2 separate regions of the Homo sapiens genome follow, and region 1 is linked to region 2. A link is a loop called in an ENCODE intact Hi-C map of the cell type or tissue named here. Cell type or tissue: heart left ventricle. All regions are shown on one strand. Region 1 overlaps NDUFV1 (NADH:ubiquinone oxidoreductase core subunit V1). Region 2 has its middle 8.6 kb from the start of ACY3.

The links. A loop is a pair of places that touch in the nucleus more often than their neighbours do. Peaks named below come from ENCODE experiments on the same cell type or tissue, not always from the same donor. Only the 100,000 strongest peaks of a DNase experiment are listed, where the experiment ranks them.
Region 1: a loop joins it to region 2, with 2.2 times the contacts of the local background. A loop is called at or near these places in 24 of 110 quality-filtered maps.

The regions. Positions count from the first base shown.
Region 1 is chr11:67,611,747-67,616,746 of GRCh38, forward strand. It overlaps NDUFV1 (NADH:ubiquinone oxidoreductase core subunit V1), which reads left to right. Exons shown (of 10, transcript NM_007103.4): 8 at 151-232; 9 at 374-519; 10 at 626-808. The coding sequence ends at 712. It also overlaps the pseudogene DOC2GP. Among named protein-coding and RNA genes, the nearest start is that of NDUFV1, 7.3 kb to the left of the region's middle. RefSeq lists enhancers at 1-1,186, 1,156-1,671, 1,955-2,004, 2,095-2,544, 2,704-3,217 and 4 more. In heart left ventricle, CTCF peaks have their summits at 2,590 (motif pointing right) and 3,833 (motif pointing right); DNase peaks (open chromatin) are centred at 446, 2,525, 3,835, 4,325 and 1 weaker place; H3K4me3 peaks cover 738 bases; H3K27ac peaks cover 418 bases; H3K27me3 peaks cover 1,504 bases.
Region 2 is chr11:67,656,794-67,661,793 of GRCh38, forward strand. No RefSeq gene overlaps it. Among named protein-coding and RNA genes, the nearest start is that of ACY3, 8.6 kb to the left of the region's middle. RefSeq lists an enhancer at 2,509-2,738. In heart left ventricle, CTCF peaks have their summits at 2,807 (motif pointing left) and 3,024; a DNase peak (open chromatin) is centred at 2,818.

The DNA of each region.
Region 1 (5,000 bases), 45 kb before region 2:
GCACAGGGGGCCCAGGGAGGCTGGAGGAGGCCAGAACGCTGGGTGGGCTGGGAAGAGCTTCTGGAACTGGGGGAGGGGCTGCTGCTAGGGGGCTGAGGCCCAGGCTTCTGTCTGGCCGTGGGTGCCTGCTAATTGCCCCTCGTCACCCAGACGGACATCGTGAAAGCCATCGCCCGCCTCATTGAGTTCTATAAGCACGAGAGCTGTGGCCAGTGTACCCCATGCCGTGAGGGTGAGCATCGGGCAGGTTGGGGGCTTGCTTGCTGTGGCTTCATTTAACCTCCTCCCCACCACGTGGCCTGCAGCCCTCAAGCGCCGCCCCACATCCTGGCTGGGGAGATCATCAGGCCCTCTCTTGTGGCTGTGGCTGCAGGTGTGGACTGGATGAACAAGGTGATGGCACGTTTCGTGAGGGGGGATGCCCGGCCGGCCGAGATCGACTCCCTGTGGGAGATCAGCAAGCAGATAGAAGGCCATACGATTTGTGCTCTGGGTGACGGGGCCGCCTGGCCTGTGCAGGTATTCACCACCCTTCTGCGTAGCACGGAGGGTGGGTGGCATCAAGGGCCCAGGGTGTTGGGGGATTTTTGGACTCTGTTTCACATGGTCCCCCCACCGACCCCAGGGTCTGATCCGCCACTTTCGGCCGGAGCTCGAGGAGCGGATGCAGCGGTTTGCCCAGCAGCATCAGGCCCGGCAGGCTGCCTCTTAGCCCACCACCCTGGCCTGCTGTCCTGCGTCTATCCATGTGGAATGCTGGACAATAAAGCGAGTGCTGCCCACCCTCCAGCTGCCGCTGCTGTGACTGTGCTCTTTACCCTTTACCCAGCACACGATCCTCAAGGGTGGGAGGGGAGAACAGGGTCCAGTCTGGCCCATGGCCAGAGAAAGGACAGGGTCTCATCTGGCTTGAAGGAGATGTTTATTTCGGCTCCATGATTTGGGGTGGGGTGAATGTGAAAGCGGGGAGAGAGGAAACACCTCTCTGACTTGGGGCTGGGCATGAGGGTAAGGCAGCCCCAGCCGCCATCATTTTTGTGGGGACGTTTCAGGCAGCTGTAGTGGAGGGGCGGCAGGCAGGGCCCATGGGCTAGTCGCTGAGCTGGACAGGCTTGCTGTCCAGCGGGTGCCACAGCTTCAGGCGGTGGTCACTGTGGCCCAGGCACTCAAGCCAGTGCCGCAGGCGCTCCCCACTGGCATGGCTGCCCAGCTGCACCCCGCCTGCCATGGGGGATGGGTCAGGAACCGCCAGGAGCCTACTGGGCCCCCACCCCAGCTCCTCATGTTCCCACTCACCAATGAAGTCATCAGCCGTGCCTAGGTCATAGTCCCACACAGACACCAGCAGCGTCTTCTGGGCCAGCTCCTCCCGTGGGCCTGAGTAAAAGAATTCCTGCAGGGAGAAGGGCAGAGAGGCGGGAAGGAGGCAGCCTCGGCTCTCCCACAGCTTAAGAAGCAGGCCACGGTAGGGTAGTGGCTCAGCATGTCAAGGCCAGGGTTGGCTGGGACCTGCCTGGCCCTGGCTCACCTCATTGAACTCGGGGTTCAGGGTCTTCCTGTGAACACTGGTTTTGAATTTAGATTTCTTCCCTGCATTTGGATGCAGGAAACTGATCGGGGAAGATTGGCGGGTTAGGTGTGGCCCTGGAGAGGTGAGGAGTCACCGCCTTATCCTCACCTCCCGCCTGCCTACCCCAGTTCACTCACAGGCGCACGAAGGGGTCCGAGTAACCATTGGCATCCATGGGGGCCAGGTGGGCGCAGCGCAGCACACCTACCAGCAAGCCACCCTGCTGAGAGCTGTAGCACAGTGACAGTAGGACGTGCCCACATTCCTCCCAGGCCACCTCTGTCTCCACCTCCTCCTGCAGGTGTAGGCTGAGGTCAGCCCCAATCCAGTCCAAAGCCCACCCCCTTTAGCCTCCGTGCTCTGGGCAGGAAAGCTCAACCTGGCCCCAAAGAAATCGGGGGCAACGACTTCATTTCCAATACAGCCACTTGCCCAGTGCCATGGAAGTGGCCCTATGGGTCAGCTGTACCCTCCAGGGCCTGACCAAAGGCGAGGCTTGCTGACCACATGACCAGTCAGATACGTCTGTCATGGAGGGGAAGCGAACTGGCTGACATGCCAGTAGCTCCCTAAGTGGCCTCCCATCCAGTGTGTGTAGCCACCCCTGTAGGCAAGCGGCTCTGAGAGGATGTTCACTTCCCAAGGAGAAGCAGATCTCTTCAAAACCCCACCCTCTTCACCCCCTATTTCCCTGGGGACCAGATGCTGAGTGTCGTTTGTCACACTCTGGGCCCTGGTGCTTCTGAACAGGCTCAGGGAGGAAGCCCGGGGAGGATGCACTGCTCTCACCCGCAGGGTAGGTTTCCATTTGCGGAAAGCCCCACCACCTTGCTCACAGGCGGTTCTCAGGAATGCGGAAGTGCTCTGTGGGCACCCACCATGCTCCGGGCGCTGTTGTGCTTGGGATCTGGGGCGGAGGGTACACGGGGCTGGCGCTGGGTGAAGTGGCCTGTCCATGCCACCTTGGTGGGCTTCAGCCACTTGGGCTTAGCTAATCGACAGCTGCAGCAACTTGTGGCTCCACCAGGGGGCGGGGCACCCGGCACTTTGGGGAGGAGCTGGTAGAGGGCCCCGCTCTCAGCCTCCCAGCTGCCTCCCCCACCGACCACAGGGGTTCTAACTAGGTCTTTGGTCTCTAGTGGCGTCAAACCCCTGCCAGTCACCCTCACTGCCTCCGGACAAGGGCCTGTCTAGGACAGCCTGCCCCAGGAGTGGCCCCCACACTCCCCTCAGGCCAGACCCCAGCCAGGGAGCCCCACCCATCTGTCCTCTCTTCCACCTCGCCCAGCCTCCCATCTCGGGCCGTGGACAAATGCCGCCAGTTTCAGCCTCTGCCTCAAGGCAGGTCTCTGCCCAGCTGCGCCCCCAGGGACTCTGCTTGTCCCAGTGCCCCACAGCTCCTCTGGGCTGCCCTGGCAAGGGAGTCACCCTCACTTTGTCACCTGGCTGTCCCCTGTGACAATGAGGGCTCACAGGGCCTATGAGAGCTGGCCTCAGGTTCCTCCAAGTCCCCTACGCCCCTGCCACCAGGCCTGCCCCCTCATCTCTGCTCAGCCCAGTTGTCCTACCCACCTCATAGAGGGACATGCCACAGGCTGTGTCCAGGCTCTTGGGCCTCTTGGCCTGAAAGGGCAGAGAGCCCGGTCATCCTGGCCAGATGCTGCCCAGATCCCCCTCCCTGTTCCTCCCCTCCAGCTCCCCCCATCACAGGTTCCTGGCCTCTGCAGTCCCACCTGTGCTCCAGCCCCACTCACCAGCCTCCGCTTCTCCAGACAGATGTCAAAGCTCCTGGCTCGGTTTGGCACCAGCTTCCTCAGGGGCACCCGCAGCTCCCCCAGGGAAGGTGCCTGCCACTGTCGCTGTACCATGGGTCCTCGCACACACACAGCCTGGTGGCCGCCCAGGTCAGACCTGGCCAGGCCAGCCCCATCCCTCTGCTCCACCCCCAGGTGGCCCAGGCCAGATCCTCACCTAAGGGTCTTGCACTCAGCATCCTGGCGGGTGAAGCCGTGATAGGTGAGTGTCTCCTCCCAGACAGGTACCCTCGTGCCCCGAACGGTGTGTGTCCGAAGCTGGCTGGCCTAGGGCCCAAGCCGGGTGGGTCAGGGCCTCCTAGGGCTAAGACCGTCCTGTAACCCCCAACCCTACCTCCCTGGTAGGACCCCCCACTATTTGCACATCCCAGCAACTGAGACCTAGGCCTTGCAGGATGGGGAGGAGCCAAGCAGAGCCAAGTGGGTGCCCCAGGCTGGGTGTTCCACCAGAGGGCAGCAGTGGGGGCCTGGGGCTTGCCCTCACCTTGCTGGCCCCTGGCAGCAGATTGGCTTTGACATAGGCATCCGCGGAGCCTGAGGCCAATGGCTTGAGGCCCTGGGAACAGACAGTGGGTATGAGACAGGCCCGTGCCCCAGCCCTCTGTCCCAGGAACACCCACCCCCATCCTCACCTTGGCACGATGAGCCGTGCAATGCAGGGCACTGTTGTCCGCTTCAAAAAGAAGTGTGAACTCCAGGGTGCCCAGGGCAGCTAGAGGCAGGTGGAAGGCAGCGTCACCTCCTACCTCAGCTCAGTCTGCCCCCACCCATGGCACGTGCTTCCTGCCTTGCCCCTCCATGGCCAGATGGTAGGGACACCCCACTCCCCCTCCTGGCTGGGCTGAGCTCAGGGTGTCCCCCTCTTCCCGCCCCTACTCACTGCTGTCGTCTGAGTCTCCTTCTGGCTCTGGGTCGGGCTGCAGCTGGGGTGCAGAGCGGACGGCGGACGCCGCTGCGGGGCGCAGGTTCGGAGGGTGCAGGGCAGGCTCCGCAAAAGGGTAAAAGTGCGGGAAGTAGTGGGAAATGAGGCGGATGGGCCGGATGGGGCCCGGGCTCACATCGATGGCCATGTGCTCCTGCATGCTAACCCGGGGAGGCTGCCCACCTGCTGCCGCAGTGCCCGCCATGGGGACCCAGACGGGGGGCGGTGGGCGGAGACTCAGAGAAATGCCTGAGGACTGGGGCTGGCGGGAACGCACCCGGCCTCGGAAATGGGGTGAAGAAGCATCGCTGATACCATGCAGGGACCTGAGGACAGAGCGCAGGGTTGAGGGAGGGGCTGGGGGAGTCCTCAGCCTGGAGGGTTGTGGCAGGCTTTGGAGGGGACTGGGTGTGTTGGGAGTCAGTCCAGCTCCCGGCCCTTACCGCTCTGGGAGCTACTTCACCCAGTGTGAGTTGCTGCTGCTGGCAGTGGGTACGCACTCATGAGGGCAGAGCCCGTGACTGCTGTGTCCCCAGTGAGTGAGGGTGACCCAGAGCTCAGAACCCTCTCAGAGCTCCTTCCTAGCGCTGGGGCTCAGCTTCCCTCCTCCCTCTGCCCCCTTCACACTTTGTCAAAGGGAGTTATTTTTGCCACCATCATGTGGCCCTGCTCCCAGGTGAGGAGGCTGGTGGGC
Region 2 (5,000 bases):
CAGTAGAGATGGGGTTTCACCATGTTGGCCAGGCTGGTCTTGAACTCCTGACTTCAGGTGATCCTGGCCTCCCAACGTGCTGGGATTACAGGCATGAGCCACCATGCCTGGCCTGTAACAGTTTTTCTAGAGAATGAATTTGAATGTTAAAACACATGATACATAACTTACAATTTTGGTCCCCTGTGTTAAAACAACAGTGGTTTCGGCTGAGCGCAGTGGCTCATGCCTGTAATCCAGGCACTTTGGGAGGCCGAGGCAGGTGGATCATGAGGTCAGGAGATTTGAGACCAACCTGGCTAACATGGTGAAACCCCGTCTCTACTAAAAATACAAAATATTACCCAGGCTTGGGGGCGTGCACCTGCAGTCCCAGCTACTCAGGAGGCTGAGGCAGGAGAATGGCGTGAACCCAGGAGACGGAGCTTGCAGTGAGCCGAGATCACACCACTGCACTTCAGCTTGGGTGACAGAACGAGACTCCGTCTTAAAAACAAACAAACAAAAAACAGCAGTTTCTTAAGACATTAATTCACTCTTAGTAAAGTTCCAAGAGGTTTTGATATTTATTTCTAAAACCTGCTTCGTTAATAGCCATTCTCTGAATTACAAATTAGTTTCTGTTTCTGTCATATTCCTTCTTAAGATCAGTCTAATTTCTTTGGTTTCAGGTTTATCTCAAAGGTCTAGAAAAGCAGCTTTACGCCAGTATAAACTGATTCTGTGTTCTTGGTTTTTCTTAATGTGTCTGAGTTGTTTCATGTAACCAGGACTTCCCATGGTATTACTAATGTATTCCCCTGCTCACCAGCCTAGGAAACACAGATTGCTTAGGGAGACTGAGCTTTAAAGTGTTAAGGTTTTTCCATGCATGTAACTTTTCGTGTTGCTTTTGAATTCTTTTGATTGTCACTGTGGTTAAACGAGTAACTATTATTCGGCAGTGATCTCTGATTCTGTTGAAGGAAGCCATTTGAACTTTTTGACATCCTCTTTGGCAGAATTCCCCAGGATCCAAATCCTAAATTAAGCCATCTGGCCTAAAATCAACTTTGAGATTCTACCAAAAGGGCCTCCTGGAACAAGCCTCAAAGGTTTTGTCTCTGATCTTTTGGAGATATTAAATGATCAGGCTTACTTGGTAAATAATATGGGAAGCATTGTCAAATAGAAACGGTGTTTAACTTCCTTTAAGTAATGTTTGTGTAAGTGTGTCACTAACACAGGGGAAAAGGTTTGAGATTCCTAAAACTCTGATATGCCAAGATATGTGTCATGACTGTGATGGTTGTGTCACATGGTTGTATGCCAGAGAAATGCTGAAATTTCTGGCCGGGCACGGTGGCTCACATCTGTAATCCCAGCACTTTGGGAGGCCGAGGCGGGTGGATCACGAGGTTAGGAGATTGAGACCATCCTGGCTAACATGGTGAAACCCTGTCTTTACTAAAAATATAAAAAATTAGCCGGGCATGGTGGTGGGCACCTGTAGTCCCAGCTACTCGGTAGGCTGAGACAGGAGAATGGTGTGAACCTGGGAGGCGGAGCTTGCAGTGAGCTGAGAATGCGCCACTGCACTCCAGCCTGGGTGACAGAGTGAGACTCCGTCTCAAAAAGAAAAAGGAAAAAAAAAGAAATGCTGAAATTTCCTGTCAATTGTAAATTGTCATCAGATCTCTGACTGGCTGCTCTGGGCTTTTGTCACCCACAGTTAATTCTTATTTTTCAGTCAGGGTCTCACTCTATTGCCCAGGCTGGAGTACAGTGGCGTGATCACAGCTCACTTCAGCCTTAACCTCCCAGGCTCAAGTGATCCTCCCACCTCAGCTTCCTGAGTAGCTGGGACTACAGGGGTGCTCCACTGTGCCCAGCTAATTGTCTTTATTTTTTTATAAGGACAAGGTCTCATGTTTCCCAGGCTGGTCTCAAACTCCTGAGCTCAAGTGATTCTCCCGTCTTGGCTTCCCAAAATGCTGGGATTATAGGCGTGAGCCACCATGCCCTGCCACCCACAGTTGTTTTAAATTCTTCTCTGGAAGCATTCACAATTGGCTATGGTCCAAAATTGCTAATTAAGATTGAGCAAAACTGGCCAGGTGCAGTGGCTCACGCTTGTTGTAGGGTCCAGCCCTACAGGATATGTGGGTTTTTTCTCTTCATGTGTGGAGATGAGAGATGGTAGAAATAAATACACAAGACAAAGAGATAGAAGAAAACACAGCTGGGCCCAGGGGACCACTACCACCAAGGTGTGGAGACCGGTAGTGGCCCCAAATGCCTGACCGCACTGTTATTTATTGGATACAAGGTAAAAGGGGCAGGGTAAGGAGTGTGAGTCATCTCCAATGATTGATAAAGTCACGCGAGTGAAGTGTCCACCAGACAGGGGGCCTTTCCCTTTAGGTAGCCAAGGCGGAGAGACAGAGGACAGCTTACATCATTATTTCTTCTATGCTCTTCTCAGAAAGATCAAAGACTTTAATACTTTCACTAATACTGCTACTGCTATCTAGAAGGCAGAGCCAGGTGTACGGAGCATAACATGAATGTGAAACAGGAGCGTGACCGCTGAAGCACAGCATCACAGGGAGACAGGCCACCAGATGGCTGTAGGTGGGCCTGACTGATGTCAGGCCTTCCACAAGAGGTGGTGGAGCAGAGTCTTCTCTAACTCCCCCAGGAAAAGGGAGACTCCCTTTCCCAGTCTGCTAAGTAACGGGTGCCTTCCCCAGGCACTGATGCTACGCCTAGACCAAGGTCCGCTAGGTAATGGATGCCTTCCCAGGTGCTGGTGTTACCACTAGACCAGGGAGCCCTCTAGTGGCCCTGTCCAGGCGTAACAGAGGGCTCACACTCATCTGGTCACTTCTCACCGTGCCCCTTCAGCTCCTATCTCTGTATGGCCTGGTTTTTCCTGGGTTATAATTATAGAACAAAGATTATTATAATATTGGAATAAAGAGTGATGCTACAAACTAATGATTAATGATACTCATATACAATCATATCTATAATCTATTTCTAGTATAACTATTCTTATTCTATATATTTTCTTTATTATACTGGGACAGCTTGTGCCCTCAGTCTCTTGCCTTGGCACCTGGGTGGCTTGTCGCCCACACCTGTAATCTCAGCACTTGGGGAGGCCAAGGTGGATGGATCACTTGAGGCCAGGAGTTTGAGAACAGCCTGGCCAACAAGGTGAAACCCTGCCTCTACTAAAAATACAAAAAAATTAGCCTGGTGTGGTGGCGGGCAACTGTAATCCCAGCTACTCAGGAGGCTGAGGCAGGAGAATCGCTTGAACATGGGAGGTGGAGGTTGCAGTGACCCAAGATTGCACCACTGCCCTCCAGCCTGGGTGATGGAGCGAGACTCTGTCTTAAAAATAAATAAATAAAAAGATTGAGCAAAACAAAAATAATTACATGAAATTAAGTAATTGATATGAATAATGTTTTTATGACTTAAATGTGAGACTATCACCTCATTTTGTTTTGCAGATTCAAGGAAATTTTCTGTCATAACCTGCCTATAGTTTGTGAGGACTAAACTCTGATTTTTTTTGTTCTTATTTTGCTCAAATTCCTCCCTAAGGGGCCTGGGGAGTCACACCCTACAAACCATAAAGTCTCATCAGAGAGGCTTTAATTTTAACCCTATAGCGTGGTCTGCTTTCTGACCTGACTCTGGCATAACCTCACATAACAAATAAGAGAAGAAATCAAAATATTTTAACCCCAAATATATTTGCTTGCCATATCTTGAAACTGCCCTGCAAAGTTGTCTCCTGTGGAAAAAATCTACATTCTGTAGAGAATCCCATTTTCCCTTTTTTCTAACTTCTTTCCAGATCCAGGAGATAATCAACTAAGAACCAGGCACCCTTTTATGTTAGATAAGAAACACTTCAGGCCAGTGCAGTGGCTCACACCTGTAATCCCAGCTCTTTGGGTGGCCGAGGCATGTGGATCACTTGAGGTCAGGAGTTCAAGACCAGACTGGCCAACGTGATGAAACCCTGTCTCTACAAAAATACAAAAATTTGCCAGGCGTGGTGGTGCACGCCTGTAATCCCAGCTGCTCAGGAGGCTGAGGCAGGAGAATCACTTGAACGCAGGAGGGAGAGGTTGCAGTGAGCTGAGATCACTCCACTGCACTCCAGCCTGGGCAACACAGCAAGACCCCATCTCAAAAAAAAAAAAAAAAAAGAAAAAGAAAGATTTTACAGCCTACTATCTGAGAGCTTCCTCTGCACAATAAAACTTGGTCTCCACAATCCTTTATCTTAACATGAACATTTCCTTTGTGTTGATCCCAGGTCTTCAGATAAACTCAACCAATTGTCAACCAGGAAAATTTTAAATGTACCTATAGCCTGGAAGCCCCTGCTTTGAGTTGTCCCATCTTTCTGGACCAAACCAACATATATCTTGCACGTATTGATTGATGCGTCACGTCTCCCTAAAATGTATAAATCCAAGCTGTGACCTGACAGTCTTGGGTACATGTTCTCAGGATCTCCTAAGGGCTGTGTCACGGGCCGTGGTCATTCATCTTTGGCTCAGAATAAGTCTCTTAAATATTGTACAGAGTTTGACTCTTTTGATCGACATTTGCAATAACTCGATCAAGGGTCCTTTGTGAACAAAGGTGGAACTTATTCATTTTTTCTCCCTACTTGATTCCTACAAAATTCAGAAACTATTCATGAACATTCTTATTTATATATAGTAAAACAAACAAACAAAAACAAACAAACAAAAACCCTGCTCTCAGGGCTGGGCACAGTGGCTCACGCCTGTAATCCCAGCACTTTCAGAGGCCAAGGTGGGAGGATCACCTGAAGTCAGAATTTCAAGACCAGCCTGGCCAACATGGTGAAACCTCATCTCTACTAAAATAGAACAAATTAGCTGGGCATGGTGGCGGGCACCTGTAATCCCAGCTACTAGGGAGACTGAGGCAGGAGAATCACTTGAACCCGGGAGGCAGAGGTT